Linked DNA regions of Mus musculus: region 2 is linked to region 1. Evidence: chromatin loops called from intact Hi-C (ENCODE). Cell type or tissue: heart. All regions are shown on one strand. Each heading gives the region's core, and the rest is flanking DNA. Links, peaks and the distances in the headings are about the cores only.

Region 1 (8,336 bases), core at 259-8,258:
CTGATGTGATCACTAATGCTCCAGTTTCAATCTTCAGTCTTTTACTGCCTGGTTTGTCTCAGCTACTCCACACTCCTGCTGCTTTTTTGAGTAGGAGAATTATTATTCATGTTGGACACATCAGAAGTTTACTTCTTTTAAAGAGAGAAAAGTCACACGCAGCTTGCGTGGTGAGAACACCCTGGTCTTCTGTGACGTAGGTCTACGTGAGAGGTGGGCACGAGGGAAGGTGGGCATGAGGGAAGGAGTAAAGGCTCTGAAAGAAAAGGAGGCCATGGTGTGGGGAGGCACAGATCCCCATCTCTGGTGAGCTGGCACCAGGCTGTGCTGTGAGTTACATACCTGCAAGTTATGAAGACTTACACATAAGGATATCTGTGGAGGATTATTGGCAATGGGCAGATCAGATTAATAATATAGTTCTGATTTGATTTCTTTGCTAATTCAATGAGATGACACAGAGGTGTAGAAACAATATGAGTCATTGTTGTCTAGAATATATACATGAATTGAGTGTTCAGAAAATGTAAAATGGCTCGGATGCTGGCCACTGCAGCCATTCTGCTCATGTGTGCTCTCATCTACAGATATATTTACTAGAACAGTGACTAGGTAATTCTGGGGATGGGGGGGCAGTTATGCATCTTTGTATACTATATGAAATTTTGATAGTAAATGTGACATATGAAAATACTGTTCCCATGAAAAAGATTTACAAAAAGAATATTTTATCAATTACTGAAAATTTCAGAGAAAAAAATTCACCATGTTCGGGCCCCATGTTGACACTGTAGTCTGTGGTGGTGCCATGCTGACAGTAGTGACCACAGGACCTGGTAAACTTCACACCTACTTCTGCATTGAACCATGCCCTGCTGTAGTCTCCCACCATGCCCTGCTGCAGTCTCCCATTATGCCCTGCTACAGCCTCCCACCATGCTCTGCTGTGGTCTCCCATCGTGCCCTGCTGTAGTCACCAAGTGAGTGGAGAAGGAAGCTATGCTCTCTTGAGTATTCGAGTCACCAGATGTCCTCTTCAGCTTGGCAGCAATTGCTCTTGAATGCACGCATCTGTGTACAACCATCACTATCAGCTATGAAATATCCCCAACACTGGAGAAACTAGGTAGTATTGCTAGTAATACTGAATTTTAAAACCACACCAGATTCTTTCAGCAAAGTCATTCTGGATCACACTGAGTCACTCTTAGTTTTTTATTGTTTGAAATTTTCATACATGCATCACGTGTTTTGATCGCTTACTCCTCCAATTCCAAGTTTATCTCCTACCACTTTGTTTTTGTTTTTAAAGATTTATTTACTATTATACATAAGTACACTGTAGCTGACTTCAGACTCACCAGAAGAGGGCATCAAATCTCATTATGGGTGGTTGTGAGCCACTATGTGGTTGCTGGGATTTGAACTCAGGACCTTCAGAAGAGCAGTCAGTGCTCTTACCCACTGAGCCATCTTGCCAGCCCCTCCTATCACTTTATGTGCTCTTATGCACTCTATTTTTAAAGCCATAGAGTCCACTTAGTGCTGCCTATTTGCGAGTGGGTGTACGACAACCTACTGCAATGTGGATAGCTTCTCAGAGGCTGCATCCCTGAAGAAAACTCTCTCTCCTTTCCCAGCAGCCATCAGTTCCCAGCAGCTCCTCAGCTAGGGTGGGGCTTTGTGACAGACAACTTCCCTATCTATGATGATCTGGTGCAGGTCTTGTGCACATAGTCACAGCTGTGGTGAGTTCACATACGGAAAACTGCTTCACTAAACACAACCTTACAGTCTTTCTGCCCCTTCTTCCTTGGTGATCTCAGAGTGAGGAAGTATGATGTAGGAGCTCCATCCATCGTCTCTTATTCTCTGCATACCCACAGGTGCCCCGTTTTATAGTCTCTTACTCTCTGCACACCTGCAGGAGCCCCATTTATAGTCTATTATTGTATGCACAGTGACCAGTAGTGGGTTTTGACGTTAATTGCCATTTACTGCAAAATGAAGATCCTCTAATGAGGGTTGGGAATAAAGATAAGTACTCGGGGGCCCTTTAACACTGTGTCCATTTAGTGGAAGGAGAGCAGCAGCTTCTCTGCTGCTAGTCTGTGACCTACCCAACCACAGATTCTTGGCCCAATTAATGGTGTCAGGCATAAATTCCTTCTTGTGTAATCGGCCTTAAATGTAATCGGAAGGTAGTTGATTACCCCTGTTGTAAGGGACATAGCCTGTCAAGCCACAGAGTTCACAGATGGGTAAGATTCTCGATGCCTTCTTCCCTGGTAGCATGCAGAGCACCTTCCAGCACTATGAACCCGCTCAAGTAGGGACGATGCTTCCAGGTGAGTAGCAGCGGATTTCTCCATAGTATGGCTGACAGTGTGGATTTCTCCATAGTATGGCTGACAGTGTGGGTCAGCAATAGGGTCTTAGCTAGGTTCTGTATGATAGTTAACAGTGGTAATAGCCTTTAATATTTGGGGAATTGCTATGTTTTGGGACCTCATGGACAACAACTTGAAAAGAGATGACCCATACTTGGCACTAGGCTTTTTATTTGTTATCTATAGTATCCCTCCCACATTATAAGGAATTCCAGTCAAACTCGTGTGTGTGTGTGTGTGTGTGTGTGTGTGTGTGTGTGTGTGTGCATCTGTGTGCATGTGTGTAAATGTAGGAAGCTTCTGCAGTCAGTCTCTTTCAAAGGTTTTTAGTATTAATTATTCTTCCCTATATTCTGTTCTTACTCTGGTGTCTTAGTATTCTTTTGATGTGATGAGACAATATGGTCATGGCACCTCTTATAAAAGAAAGCATTTAATTGTGGCTTGCTTACAGTTGTACAGGTTCAGTCCATTGTCATCATGATGGGGAGCATAGCTGACTGAAAGGAAGAAGTTAAAAAGGAAAGGATATAACTGGTTCTGGGTTTGTGCTAGATGAATGGATAAACGGAATAAAAAGGAAAGGACAAGGCTTTGTATGGCGGAGTAGGACTTTTATTATAGATAAAGGGGAGAGCATAGCCAGACACAAGGACATCTGGTAGGTTCAGAGTGGCCATGACCCGAGCCATGTAAGGAGAGAGGAAAGGAAGAATCAGATCAAGAGGCCAGGAGGGTAAAGGGTAGATGAGAAAAGGCCAGATAACCGCAATGTCTGGAATATGTGCGGAAGGGCAGCCCAGCCCCTGGGCTGGAGAAGTTTAGGGTAGGGAGCAGGGTATGCCAGACAGGAGGACCCTATAACAGGTGTGAACTGAAGGATGCTAGGGGGACCTGGAGGCCAGGTCTGCTTTGTTATATTAAATAGGCACCTCATCTGTTTGTCCTGGATTGGAGACCTAACAGAGAAGTAGCTGAAAGTTCTACATCCCAAGAAGTGGGACTGGCTTGGGCTTTGGAAACCACAAAGCTCCCCCATCCCGCCCCCCCATGACATACTTCCTTCAACAAGGCCACACCTCTTAATCTCAAGTAGTGCCATTCCCTGGTATGTGAGCATTCGGGTATGTGAGTCCATAGGGGCTATTCTCCTTCAAACCACCCACCTGGACTCAAGCCCTTCCCCTACTCAAGGATTTCTGCTCTATTATTCCCCTTTCCCACTTCACCCCACCCATGTTCTACCCCCATGCCTTGAATCTTGCCTCCCCCTGTACATGGCCCCTTATTATTTTCTGAAGAGTCAATCCATGTATGACAGGAGATGTGACGTTTGTCTTCCTGGGCCTGGGTCACCTCACTCAGGATGATTGTTTCTAGCTCCATCTATTTACTGTGAATTTTATTTTGTTTTTACAGCTGGATAAGATCCAGTTGTGCAAATGTGTCACATTTTCATTATCCACTCTTCAGTTGAAGAACACATAGGCTGTTTCCATTTCCTGGCTATTGTGAACACAACAGCGATGAACAGGAATGAGCAAGTATCTCTGTAGTAGAATAGAATCCTTCGGGAATGTGTCCAAGAGTGATGCACCTGGTTCTTATGTCTCCATTTTTGAGGAACATCCACACTGGTTTCTCTAGTGGCTGCATCAGTCTGTGCTCCCACCAGCAGTGAGTAAGTGTTTATCTCTCCCTATATCCACGCAAGCATTTCTTGGGATGTTTTAATTTTAGCCATTCTGACTAAGGGGTTATTAATTTGTCCTGAGAATCAATACTACATGCACGGTTAAACAAGGGAAAGCTTGGGTCTCCCAGAGCATCCTGGTTCTGGCAAACGTTCATTCTTTTCACCTTCTATCAGAACCCAACCTGAACCCAGGTGGCCGAACTCCTGAGTTGAAGAAGAAGATGGAAGTGGCCTTCACATTAGGGGCTACTCATGCACACTACGTGTGACATGTGCTCTACGTGACACCAATGGGTTAATAACAAACAGGACACTTTCTGGAAATTGGTTCTTTCTAGAAAAGGGGCAACAGCTCCATCTGATAGACCAAGGCACACTCAAGCTACTTGTTTGCCCACAGAAGGTTTGGGAAAGGACAGAGCCAGCGAGGGCATGCTGGGCTGTATCTGTGTGGGGACTCAGGGTTCCTAGGTGTCTGTACACATCCACACAGCCTCACCTGAACATGTGCCTAGAAGCCACAGGCACACTTCTGATGCTTCACCATGTTCACAGATGCTAGGTTTGGCCTGTGTTTTAATACTCTAAGGGTTACCTGCCTCCTGTACGTTCTGGGGATGGTCCCTCCATGGGCAGTGACAATACACTGGGAGCTTGCAAGACAGATGGGCAGCACTTGGCCCAGAGCCCTATCTGACCATCCTTGATGGCATGACAGCCCCTGCCCCAGCTCATACACTGTCCAGGGTGGTGAGTGAAAAGTTGTCCTGGCAGGGCAACAGCTCCTATATAGGAGACCCCAGCCCTGAACAAGGGGCAGGATCTGAGATCAGTAGACACTTCTCCAAGAATGTAAGGTGGGTGCTGTACAGGAAGATTTGGATGCTGTTCTGACTTCTACCGCCACACAGAACATTCTGGAAAATATCATCAGTCGTGGGATATGGTGCAAAGACAGGAATGTGGACTAATGTTCCCCAGAGTGATCTATTGCCTGGACACCCCAGCTTCCAGGCACAGGCCTTGATACTTTCCCACCAGTCCCTGCAGGGAGCAGTCCTCTGCATTTCCTTGACTAGGGCAAGGGGTGGCTCTGGGATGAGGCCAGGACTCATGCCTAACTGGCCCCTGCCTGCCCACCAGAGGGCAGTAGTGCACAGCTGTCCTCTTGGTCTCAGTAACAGGGACCCCAGAGGCTGGGGTGCTGGGTCCAAGTCCTTGGAGATGACCACACCTGACACTGTGCAGAGGCCCAGAATCTGCAGATGATACTGCCTTTGAAATCTGCTCTTGGCAACATTAACAGCTATTTGGAGAGATATCTAGAAGCCAAGGGAAGCAAGGCTCTGTCTCCCCAAAGCAGGTACAGCCTCTGAGTGAGCCCCTCCTTTAACATGACAGGCCTAAGGGAAACAGAAACCCTTCAAAGGTAGAATGGGCCAGGGTTTGATTTCTCACCCCTGAGCAGTGCCTTGATCTTGCCCAGCTGAGGGCAAGTCTAGCTTGGTGTGTGGGTGGCAGCCTCCCCTGAGGACGAGGCAGGCACTGAGCCCCCTGGCGGCTGTGGCTTCCCAGCCTTCGAGCTCCAGCACCTCCTCGTCCAGGTTGCCATGAGAATGACCTGTTACTGCACCAAGGAGGTGATCAATGAGGCTGCAGACCGCTGTGGCGGCCAGCAAGATCCGCTGGCCACCGAGACAGAAGGCAGCTCACTGGGACGGAGGCTGAGAGTCCCGGCACGGTACTCTGGTGCTCAATGCTCACCTCCCCTCTCCTCGGGGGCCATTCTAGTATTACAGTGCTAATCCACCAGACACGGGGGATTTTAAATTTCATTTTTGTGCAGTTATTTAAAGTTTAAACTGATAATGTCTAACCCAATTAAATTCCAGTCAATCGTGCTCTAAATGCACTAAGTCTTGTGAAATATGAATGAGGTGTCCCCCCGCACTCCTTAACGACTTAATCTCCATGCTGAGTCTCCGCTCCTGGGAATACTGTGTCGAACCTAGGAACGAAGCAGAAGTGAGACAGGATGGGGACTCGCAACCCACGCTGAAACCTTCTTACTGGCCTTGCTCACTGGGATATCTGGCACATTCAGAATTCAGAGCTTGTGGTGGAAGAGCACCCACTTAAGTCCAGTTGCCAAGATGGGGGCACACTTTGGGAGTAGCCTTCAAAGGCAGCTGACCACACTGGCCATCTCCCTACCCTTACCACATCGCTCCCAGCTTCACGCTCTGTATGGGAGTGCTAACAACCTCTGGTGTTGAGTGTGGGCTCTGTTTTCCAGGGTTATTCTCAGGAATAATGGCTGACAGCATGTTAAAGCTGTCTTCCATTGGATGCATAACAACCGAAGCTGCCATGGTGTGTTCTCCTGACTCTTCAGGGTGTTGGGGCCTGGGGCTGTGGGACTTAAAGGAGATGTGAGAGTAGAGGCTCACAAATGGCACTGGGGAACTACCCAGCCCTTTCTAGGATTGACTTCTCTGAGAGGCAAGCCTTGGCTCTGCCTTGGGGTTCTTTCTAAAGAGTCTGTGATCAGTGGTTGTCCACCATGGCACAAGAAAAGGCTGTGATTTCAGAACAATCCTGGCTCCACGGGGGACTAATATACAGTGGTGGTCCTCAGTGTGGCTACTGTGTTTTTAGAGATTGATTCAGAGTCTTCAGATTCAACCTCGTGTAGCCTACGACCAGGAGGAAAAAAACAAAACTGAAAACAAAAACAACAAACCTTTTAGGAGCAGAATAAAACAGCACCTTTGAGACGTGTTACACTGGAGGCTTGCCATTCAAACCCTAGTGATCAAAGGCAAACAGAGTCCTTTCTGGGTCTTTCCTACCTGGTACCCTGCTCAGGTTCTATGGTTAGCTCCACCTGTTAGTTCAACTGCCTTGGCTGCGTTTGCGCACACCAGCCAGGTGTGCTTGTTGGGCATTTGGTGCAGGGTGGAGCAAGGTGGTCCCACCTAAAGTTTGGCCAGAACTAGTGTGAGCAGGTAAGAGGGAGATCAGACAGGTCAGTCAGCACACAGGCAGGACCTGTGACTGTGTATCTGCCTACCATAGAACTTATGAATTTGAGTCTGGTCCTATGAGATGGAGATTCAGCCCGGGTAGGGGAGGGTCCAGGCTGCTACCACTAAACCTTTAGAAATCCAGGCAGCTCGGTTTCCATCCCAGGGAAGATGTTGCTGCTAAGTGTCAGGAATGGCTTAGAGTTGGGCAGAGCAGTGTTCATACAGATGATCTGGAAGTGGAAGCAAAGGCGGGTTCTGCGAGGTCTGTGGGGCAGGAATATGGTGCATTTTCAGCGACAGGAAGGACTGTCGTCTTCCCAGCTGGACTGTAGCTGTCAGCGTAACAACGAATGTCATTGAGAAACAATTCATGGCATCAAATCCACAAAGAAGACATTTAAAGCATGGCATGCAGCAGTCTGGTAGTTATATTACTTTTTGAACCATGGTGAAATATAAGCATGAAGTTCACCATTTAATCCTTTATCCTAGGGTTCCGGGGATTGAACCTAGTGCCTTGTGCATGCCAGGCAAACATGCTACCCCCGGGCTAGAGTCCAGCTCCAGACTTCACCCTGTGGCCACTTTTAAGTGTTAAATTTCATGGCATTATGTATACAGTGTACAATTATTATCACTGCCCATCTACAGAACACTCTCTGTCACCAAGAGACACGAATCTTCCTTCCTCTCCCAGCCCCGGGTTCTCCCACTGAACCCTCTGTCTCCACAAGTTTGCTCACTCTAGGGAGTCACAGGGTTCATTCAGTGTTTGCCTTTTGCTACTAGCTAATGTATGGGACATAATATCTCTCAGTGCCACTGTGTTGGGGCAAGAGTCAGAACATCCCTTCTTTCAGTGCTCTGTGGCACGGCTGTAGTTCTCACGTCTGTCATCCTCGAGTGTGTGCTTGGTTAAAGGATGCTGCTGTGACTTTGAGTGGGTAGTATCTCTTCCCTGTCCTCAATTCCCTTAGGTAGGTGTCTAGCAGTGGAATTGTTGTGTCCTGTACAGAGCCTGTGCTTAGTTCTTTTATTGGTTATTTAATGCTTTTGGGGGGTGGTCACAGGGTACCTACAGTTGTCACTCCAGGGCTGGGGACCCTATCTAGGAGCTGGAATCTGGGATTCTCCTTCCCCGTGACCAGGATTTTGCCCAGAAGTGATGAGGTCAGGATCTACCAGGACAACAGAAGAGAGAGGCACTTAGGAGGTAGTCAG
Region 2 (8,336 bases), core at 307-8,306, 220 kb after region 1:
ATTGAAATGTGTGCTTATTGCAAAGATGAATCGCAGGGATTCCCACACTCTTCTCAAGAGGGATGCTATTGGATGGGGCAGCAGTGGGACATTGGGTTACAATGGCCCCATCATTGTGAAGTTAGATGACACAGATTCCCAAACACTCCAATAGGCATTAAAATGCATACAACTCCAGACTATTGATGTAGGTGCTTCTATTAGGAGCTACTTGAAGGACTCCATATCTTTCCTGGTCCAACAGAGTCTGATGTTTGTCACCTAATTCTAGTGTCATCTAGATGGACACGTTAGTACCAGAACTCAAGTCATCATTCCCAGAACATGTAACGAAGACCTGTAATCATATTCTACTCCATGGGCTGTGTTTAGACCCAGCTCATACTAAGAAATGTCTCATCATAGTGTTGAGCTATGACCAACTTGAAGCAAGGTCCTGGGAAGAGTATGACTGCCATATTAGCCACATGTGTGTCAGGTGTCCTGGTGAGCAGGAGTGAAGGTCAGGTCTGTTGAGTGTAAGTTGAGTCCTCCTACTGTAACCTGTGTGCAGCTGACCTGCCTGTCAGACCATTTTCTTCTACCAGTGTCATACACTCTGCCAAAGGAGGGATATGTACAAGACAAATGTTTAAAACAGTTTATCAACATGCTGCAGCTGGTACAAATGAATGTTAATCATCTTAAAGAGTGAGGGCCTCCTTTTGCCTGGTACACAGAATAAAGAAACGTACTTTGGGGTCACAAGCATTATGTACTCTTTTTTCCCCCTGTTACAAAATACCTGACAATATTTTGACAAGCAATTTAAAAAAGGAAAGATTTGTAGTAGGTCACCGTTTGAGGGAATCCAGCCCATCATGGTGGGTAATGCATGATAAGAGGAGTGAGAGGAGGCTCATGACATTGTATCCACAGTCAGGAAGCAGAGAGTGAAACCTCAGGGCTTGCCCTCAGTGGACAGCTTCCTTCCATACGGCCCCACTTTCCAAAGGTTCCAAAATCTCCCAAAACAGCACCATCTGCTGGGGACTAAGTGTTCAGACATATAATCCTTTGAAGGCATTTTCTATTCAAACCACACGTGTTCTGGATTCCATAGGCTTACAGTCATCTCATGATGCAAAATGCATTCTTCTGCTTCAAAAGCCTCCACAGTCTTTAACAGCTCAAACACAATTAAAATCCCTAAGTCCAATCTGTTCTTAAAGCAATGTCTTAACTATGATCCTTGTACAACAACAAGCCACATACATCCAATATATAACAATGTAGACTAAACAGTCACGTGCTCAATTTGGAGAACAGGTGGATGGAAAAGGAGAGATAAGAGCGAAACAAGACCCAAATTCAGCAAACACCAGACCCTGCAGATCATGCTCAGCACTGGGGGACTGTGATGGAATCATCTAGGCTTCACTGGTCTTTGGCAGCCCTACCCCTTCATCTCTGCTATCTTCAGCACATGTGACCGCTCTTGGACCGACTCCACCCCACACCTGCAGTTCCCCTTGACAGAGTTCCTGCCACATCCAGCATTGCAACTTAGGGGCTTTAGCTATAACATAAGCTTCACCTTTAAAGCTTTATGCAAAGGCACCTCCTGCCACACACTGCCTCATCTCAGAAGCTTTGTGGAACCTGGGTTCTCTGTTACATCTTGCATGTCTGCGGGACCAGCCTCATGTAGATGCTACTCTCAGATTCTGCTCCAATCGTCAAATGTAGGCTGACACTCTTAGATCACAAATCTAAGTCTGACGTGGTGCCTAAATCTAAGGAAATGCTTCTCTAGTAGTTATGTCCAGCAGGGAACCCTTTCGGTGGCAGTCTCAGTTTAGGCTCTTTCAGGAATATTTGCATTTTGATGAGTTACCACCTCTGGTGAGTGGGTCTTGCCCTCAGGGACCCTTTCCTCTTCCCAGCTGCAGAGCACCAGGCTTTTCTTTAATACTTTTAATCTTTCACGGTTACAGCTGCTTTCTTCACACACTCCTTGTCTGCAATTTTAATCATGCACACAGCCCTTTCCTCAAAACTTTTATTCCATATAAGATTATATATAATTATATATAAAATAAATAAATACATATATTATAATCTTATTTATAAAACCTTATAAATAATATAACCTTATATATGTGCATATATCATATACAGTTATATATCATATACAGTTATATATCACCATATATCACATAAGGATATATATATAAAAGTCTATACATCTCAGCAAACTTCTACACAGTTGGAATGGCCATTTTGAAGCTCTGAAGCTTCACGTTAGATTTTATACTTTCACTATCAAGTAAAAACTATCATTTATGCACTTATCAGCAGAAAACCCTGAAACCAAAGGCCAAAACCTAAAAATCCACAACAGGCTTAAAAGTAGAAAAAAAGTTAGCTTTATATTCACCTCTATGACTCATCCAGGCTGCACATGCCTGGTGTCTTTCTCCTTTGCTTGCAGCTCTCTCACTGAGACTTGGCAAAGAACCAGAAGTAGCAGCCATACAGCCCGAACAGTATACTGTCTTGAAATATCTTCCACCAAACAAACTGAATTCATTACTCTTGAATTGACCCTCACCCAAGTACTCAGGACACCAGCAGAATCCATCCAGATTCCTTGCCAGAATGTAGCAATGTAGCCTCTGGTTCCTGATAGAATTATTACTTCCCACTGAGATCTCATTGCTAGACCTTCATGGGCCATATTTCTCTGGGCATTTGGTTCATTTGAACTTTTAACAGAATGGCCATTACTTAAGCTCTGTTTTCGTACGTAGCTTGCAAATCCAAACTCTTACATATTCCTCCAACCATCCAGTTCAAAAGACACAGGACCCTGTATTGACTAAAGACTGTCATTGCTTACAAGTTGTAGATTTTCAACTTGACAATGTTTACAGTCACCCGAGGAGGGAATCTCAGTTGAGGGATTGCCCAGATATGATTGGCCTGTGGGCATGTTTGTGGGGAATTTTCTTGATTGTTAATTGATGAAGAAGGGTCCAGTCCTCTATGGGTGGCACCATTCCCTGGGCAGGCAGTCCTAGGCTGTGTAACAAAGGTGGCTAAGCATGAACCAGTAAGCAGTGTTCTTCCATGGGTTATGTTCCATGTTCGTCAGGGTTCCTGCCCTGATGTCCTTCAGTGTTTCAGACTGTCTAAAATGTAAGTCCGAACATCCTTTCCTTTCCTAAATACTCTTTTGTTTAGAGAGCTTTATCAAGGCAACAGAAACCAAACCAGAACATTACTCTCTTAAAAGTTTGGCTTTGTTCTTGGCTCAGAAACTCCTTGAGATGAAGGGACCTCGTGCTGTAAAGTTATCATTGTCCCTCTTGCCACCACAGATGAGAGAGGGACACTAGCATGCCTTTCATGTAGCTAATTCTGAGTACTATTTTTGGGGTATCTGGTACATGGCTGGGGGCTCTTGATCCTGCCAGTCCTGGACAAGAAAGAGAGGACATTTCCTGAGCAAGGCATGCATATGACTGAAGGGCTGTGGGTTAAGCGTTATTGATTTTAGAACTGGAGGGCTATTTCCTGAAGTGTAGTTGAGTAGCAGGCTAGTTCTCACTAAATTAATTTTTGTTGCTTTGTGTGTGAAGTTCAGGTGAGAATAATTGGTCTGGGAAGGGGAGCATGCCATCTTAGCAGGATGAGACTGGGACCACGTGGGTCCATTTCCAGGAGTAAGACTTGTTATTTTGAGGCCTTAAGTTATTGGGAGACCACTTAGACTTTTCTTTCAGGCAAACGGAAGTAGAATGAGTGAGCAGGTGAATGGAGCGCTGCTGGGTCTGCTGTTTACCAGAAACTTGTCAGCCTTGTCACCCATTGCTCCAGGTTGGCGAGGGTTACATCCCTCAACTCCAGCGAGACCCACACTCAGCCATCACCTGTGGGGGCTGTGGCTCTACCTGGAGTGTAACGGTCATCACTTTCAAAACCTCATGCATGCACGAACACCAGTCATTGCAGAATTATCTTCTGAGGAACTAGCACCAGGCACTGAGCTGAAGCCAAGACAAACCAACTGGCACATCACAGGTGCCCAGAGGTAGTTGGGCCTGTGTTTCTGATGCTCTACTTGGAAAGACGGGCATCTCAAAGAATGCATTCAGCAACTGACCAGGCACTTTTACTGTTAGAGCCATTTCTTTCCATGATGTCTCGAGGTTAGGATACAAGAAGGGGACATTGCTCCCTTTACATGGCTTATAGTGTGTGTGTGTGTGTGTGTGTGTGTGTGCATGTATCTATGTGCATATGAGTGCAGATGCCCTCAGCATCCAGAAAAGGGCATTGGGTCTCTTGGAGCTGGACTTATAAGCAGTTGTAAAATACCTGATGTAGGTGCTGGTAATCAAACTTAGGTCCTCTTCAAGAGCAACAAGTGGTCTTAACCACCAAGCCATCTTGCCATCCTCTGCATCAGGTTTTAAGTCAGTGTCCAGGTAATGGTACACAATATAGTTGTTGGTGTGGTGTTCAGCGGCCGCTAGGTGTAAACCAAGGAGATGTACACCTGAGCATCTTGAGAAAGCCTAAGGCAAGTCCTCTGCACGATGCCTTGTGGATCTGTCAAGAGTGAACCAGGTCAAACCAGACATGGGTAAGGCTTGGGAGCCAGTTTTCTGGAGTCTATAGATCTTGCACATTGTACTACATGTAACTTCTGGAGCCTTAAAATTCTGTACCTATGTACAGGGGTGCCTGTTTCATTTTTCAGTTTAGTTGTAACATGAATTACCTATTCTGCTATGTCTTCTCTTCCTTCTTTCCACCCAACCTCAAGGAAATGGGGGAAGAGATCTTCCAGCCTAGGCTCCTTTGTGTTTCAGGGTATACAGGGGCAACAGTGAGGGGGTGGGATGTGGGGCAGTAAACTCATGCTCCCAGATGTGTCTTTTTCTAGTGGCCTTGTCTGATGGACAAGGAGCATTAAGTGAACACACACACACACACACACACACACACACACACACACACACACACACACACCTGTTTTTGACCTGTGAGGTAAGTCTACCTAGAACCTGTAGGTGCTGCTGCAAAAATGGACCTGGCACCATCTAGTGGCAATATTTCTGAACAGCAGATACAAGTGTCCTGGGCCCCAGAACTTGACTCTCCCTCTCTCCTTTTCCTCTCCTCTCCTCTCCCCTCCCCTCCCCTCCCCTCCCCTCCCCTCCCCTCCCCTCCCCTCCCCTCCCCTCCCCTCCCCTCCCCTCCCCTCCTCTCCCCTCCCCTCCCCTCCTCTCCTCTCCTCTCCTCTCCTCTCCTCTCCTTTCTCCTCCCTCCCCCTCCCCACTCCTCCCTTCGCTTCCCCCCTCCCTCCTCCCTCCTCTCACCTCTCTCTTCTCTTCTTCTTTTCTGTAGAGGCTTTCTAGGCTACTCCCTAAGCTTAAGTGATTATCCTGCCTCAGCCTCTAAGATCACAGCTGTGTGCCATTGTCTGGCTCAGCCTTACTCCCTTGGTAGTTCATCTGATGGGGCCCTGGGGCTCTGAACAGACAGTAAAAACCATCAAGACCTTATTCGATCTTTTGTAGCCCAGAGATGTCTATGATTCAGAAAGAATTCACCCAGTCCAACCTCACATTCACAGTCTGCTTATCAACGTCTATAGTTACTTGACCTCTATTTGAGATCATATTCAAGTTGCACACCCCACTCACTGAGGAGATGGGGCACAGCTAGTTCAGAGGTCTGCTTATGCTCAGTGAATTAGTGGTGAAGCTAGTCTAGGCCTGTGCTTGCTCTGGAATGAGCATACAGTCCTTGATTGTCCTGTGATAGAGCCCTTCTCCTCCTGTTCTGTCTTCCCATCTCTTCCCTTTCTTAAACTCTCCTTGTATTATCTTTCCCCTTGATAAATGTTTTTTGATCACCCATTCTAAGGTACAGACAGAGGGTACATGTACCACACATAAAAACATGGCTAATCTCAGGATACTGGGCCAAAATTTCTGTGTAGAGTCCAGGCAATACACAGGCTGTAGATACAGGGGTACAATTGTCATAGTGTAGCTGACAGGGACAGTATCCCATATAGGCTATCACTAAGAAGCAGAAAGTATAACCGACCATTGGGGATCCAGGATGCTTGCTGCAGACTCTGAACTTCTGCTACTGGGACCTGTTCTTCCAATTTCACAGTCCTGCCTATCTCCCACCAGCTGTATTCCACCACAGCTCGAAGGAGGGCTGTGACCACATTCCAGGCAAGGAAGCCACAGTGCAGAGTGAGATACAAACCAGTGAGAAGAGACTTCATTTCTTCCAAATCTGTCCATCACATCCCTAGTCAGGAATAAAAGACCAGCAGGTCACAGTCCATCTAAGACAGCTGGGAATTACTCTTGAGATGTGACCAGTCAATTGGAAGCAGGGACTTATCAATACATCCCTGGAAATTCATGCAAGGGAGAGTGTGGGCAAAGGGAAAGACTGATCTTCTCTGTCAATGACCCTGGTACTTCTGACCCCAGCTGGAGATGTGATGGGTCCAACTGTCACCTCAGAAACTCAATTATGTCTCGCTGATGTCATTCTTCCAGACAACAAGGCTGTCAGACCTTGGGGTCAACATTTGCCAAGCACCAGGCTTTGCATAGGGATGCGCAACCATTGCTTGGGAGGTGGGTGATAGGGCTGGGAGCTGAGGGGGTCTAGAAGGAGGTATCCACGTTCCCCCAATTGCACTGAGTCTGCAACCCTGGAAATGTGAGAGGTATCCTTTGAGTTCTAAATTTTCAGCTTCAGTGTTGTCTTTTAAAATCAAAAGTAAGCAAATCCCGTGTAATGTGTCTGACATCTATTTATTACAGCTTTCCTCAGAAGCAATTTCCATCCTGATATGCCACTGCCCGATTATTATTAAAGAGTTAAGAAAAATGGGGAGTAGGAGATCAAGATTAGATTTTTTTCCCTGAGATGCAGCAGCAAAATGAATAGTGCATTATGAGGACATTAAGAAAGCAATAGAGTTTAAACTATTAAACAGATAGATGTCAATTGAAAGATGCTGGGTGGTTTGTTTTTAACACCCCGTTGTCAGAATTATGAAGTAGGAGCGGCACAGGGTACGGTTTAAAACAATCAAGTGGGAAGCTGTACATATTGGAAAATGAATCAGTTTGGGAGTAATGCCCATCTTGAAAACGATTATTTATTCTTGTCTTTCTAATTTGGAAAGCAAAACCACAGCAATATAGTAAACAGACAGGAACCTCCTCCTGCTGTGAGGAGACCTGCATGTTCTTACATGGGAAATAACATCACTAGTTGAGGAAAGGGGCCTCCTGGCCCTCCCCAGAACCATTGCTCCCCAGTCCCTGCTGGACAGAGGTCCTGGGACTTGAGGCACAGGGAGCTCATGTTCCCTCTTGATTGTGGTCTGTTGGCAGGAAGTACCAGTGGACATTCAGTGTGGCAGTGGTCCACTTTAATAGTGTGTGTACTTGGCTAAGGGGAGTGTGCTTTGTGCTCCACCTTTCCTACCACGATGAGTATTATTGAGACTGGAGGAAATACTCCAAGGAATTTAGTGCTTCTGAGATGTGGGACACCAGGATGAAGGATCATGGTGGCTTCCAGAACATGATGCCATCAGATAACGCAGTCTCTGAGGCTTACAAAACCCAGTTGCCTTTGCTCGTGGCTCTGGACAGTAAAGGCAAAATCAAGGTGTGAGCAGACCACACTACTTCCTCTGGCTATGAAGAATCTTTTTCCCTTCCTCTCCTGCACTCTGGTGGTCCCAGGTGTTCCTAGGCTTCAGAGTTATCATTCTAGCCTTCACCTTCTGTGAATGGGACCCTTCCTTCTAGGAATCTCTATCCCAGGCTCTCTGAACCTCTCTGACTTTCATATCAACATTGATCATGCCAGGGTTGGGTGACCCAGGGAAAGACCTCTCCTCAGACTTTAACTCGCTCATATATTGCCCACAAGAAAGGACATTCTATATGTAAGCCCAGGGTTAGGGATGACAGAATATCATTAGCTGGAGGGTAGAGTGTGGTATTTTCTAGGCCAAATGTCTTCTCTTGTCTTTTCCATGAACATCTCTTCATCTTTTCTGTAAATCAAATATCACAAGTACTTCAGTTCGATGTTCCTGCTATAACCTGAGCTAACCCATTTGGCCCTGTCTCTACATTATGACTAGCTATCATCTGATAAATGCCTTATGGTGGTCCATTTATTCACTGTTTCAGATGGGTCGGAAGCGAGCATGAAATGGCTGGGGCTTCTGCTCAGGGACTGGCTGTTGTAGTATTTTCATCTCTGGAATGCAAAGCCTCACTTTGCTT

The links. A loop is a pair of places that touch in the nucleus more often than their neighbours do. Peaks named below come from ENCODE experiments on the same cell type or tissue, not always from the same donor. Only the 100,000 strongest peaks of a DNase experiment are listed, where the experiment ranks them.
Region 2: a loop joins it to region 1, with 10 times the contacts of the local background. A loop is called at or near these places in 16 of 42 quality-filtered maps.

What each region holds. Positions count from the first base shown.
Region 1 is chr13:73,307,651-73,315,986 of GRCm38, reverse strand. No RefSeq gene overlaps it. Among named protein-coding and RNA genes, the nearest start is that of Ndufs6, 17 kb to the left of the region's middle. In heart, for the core only: a CTCF peak has its summit at 5,237 (motif pointing right); no DNase peak of the experiment used is centred there; H3K27ac peaks cover 2,379 bases; H3K27me3 peaks cover 502 bases.
Region 2 is chr13:73,084,769-73,093,104 of GRCm38, reverse strand. No RefSeq gene overlaps it. Among named protein-coding and RNA genes, the nearest start is that of Gm30154, 44 kb to the left of the region's middle. In heart, for the core only: CTCF peaks have their summits at 1,024 (motif pointing left) and 5,104 (motif pointing left); no DNase peak of the experiment used is centred there; H3K27me3 peaks cover 1,132 bases.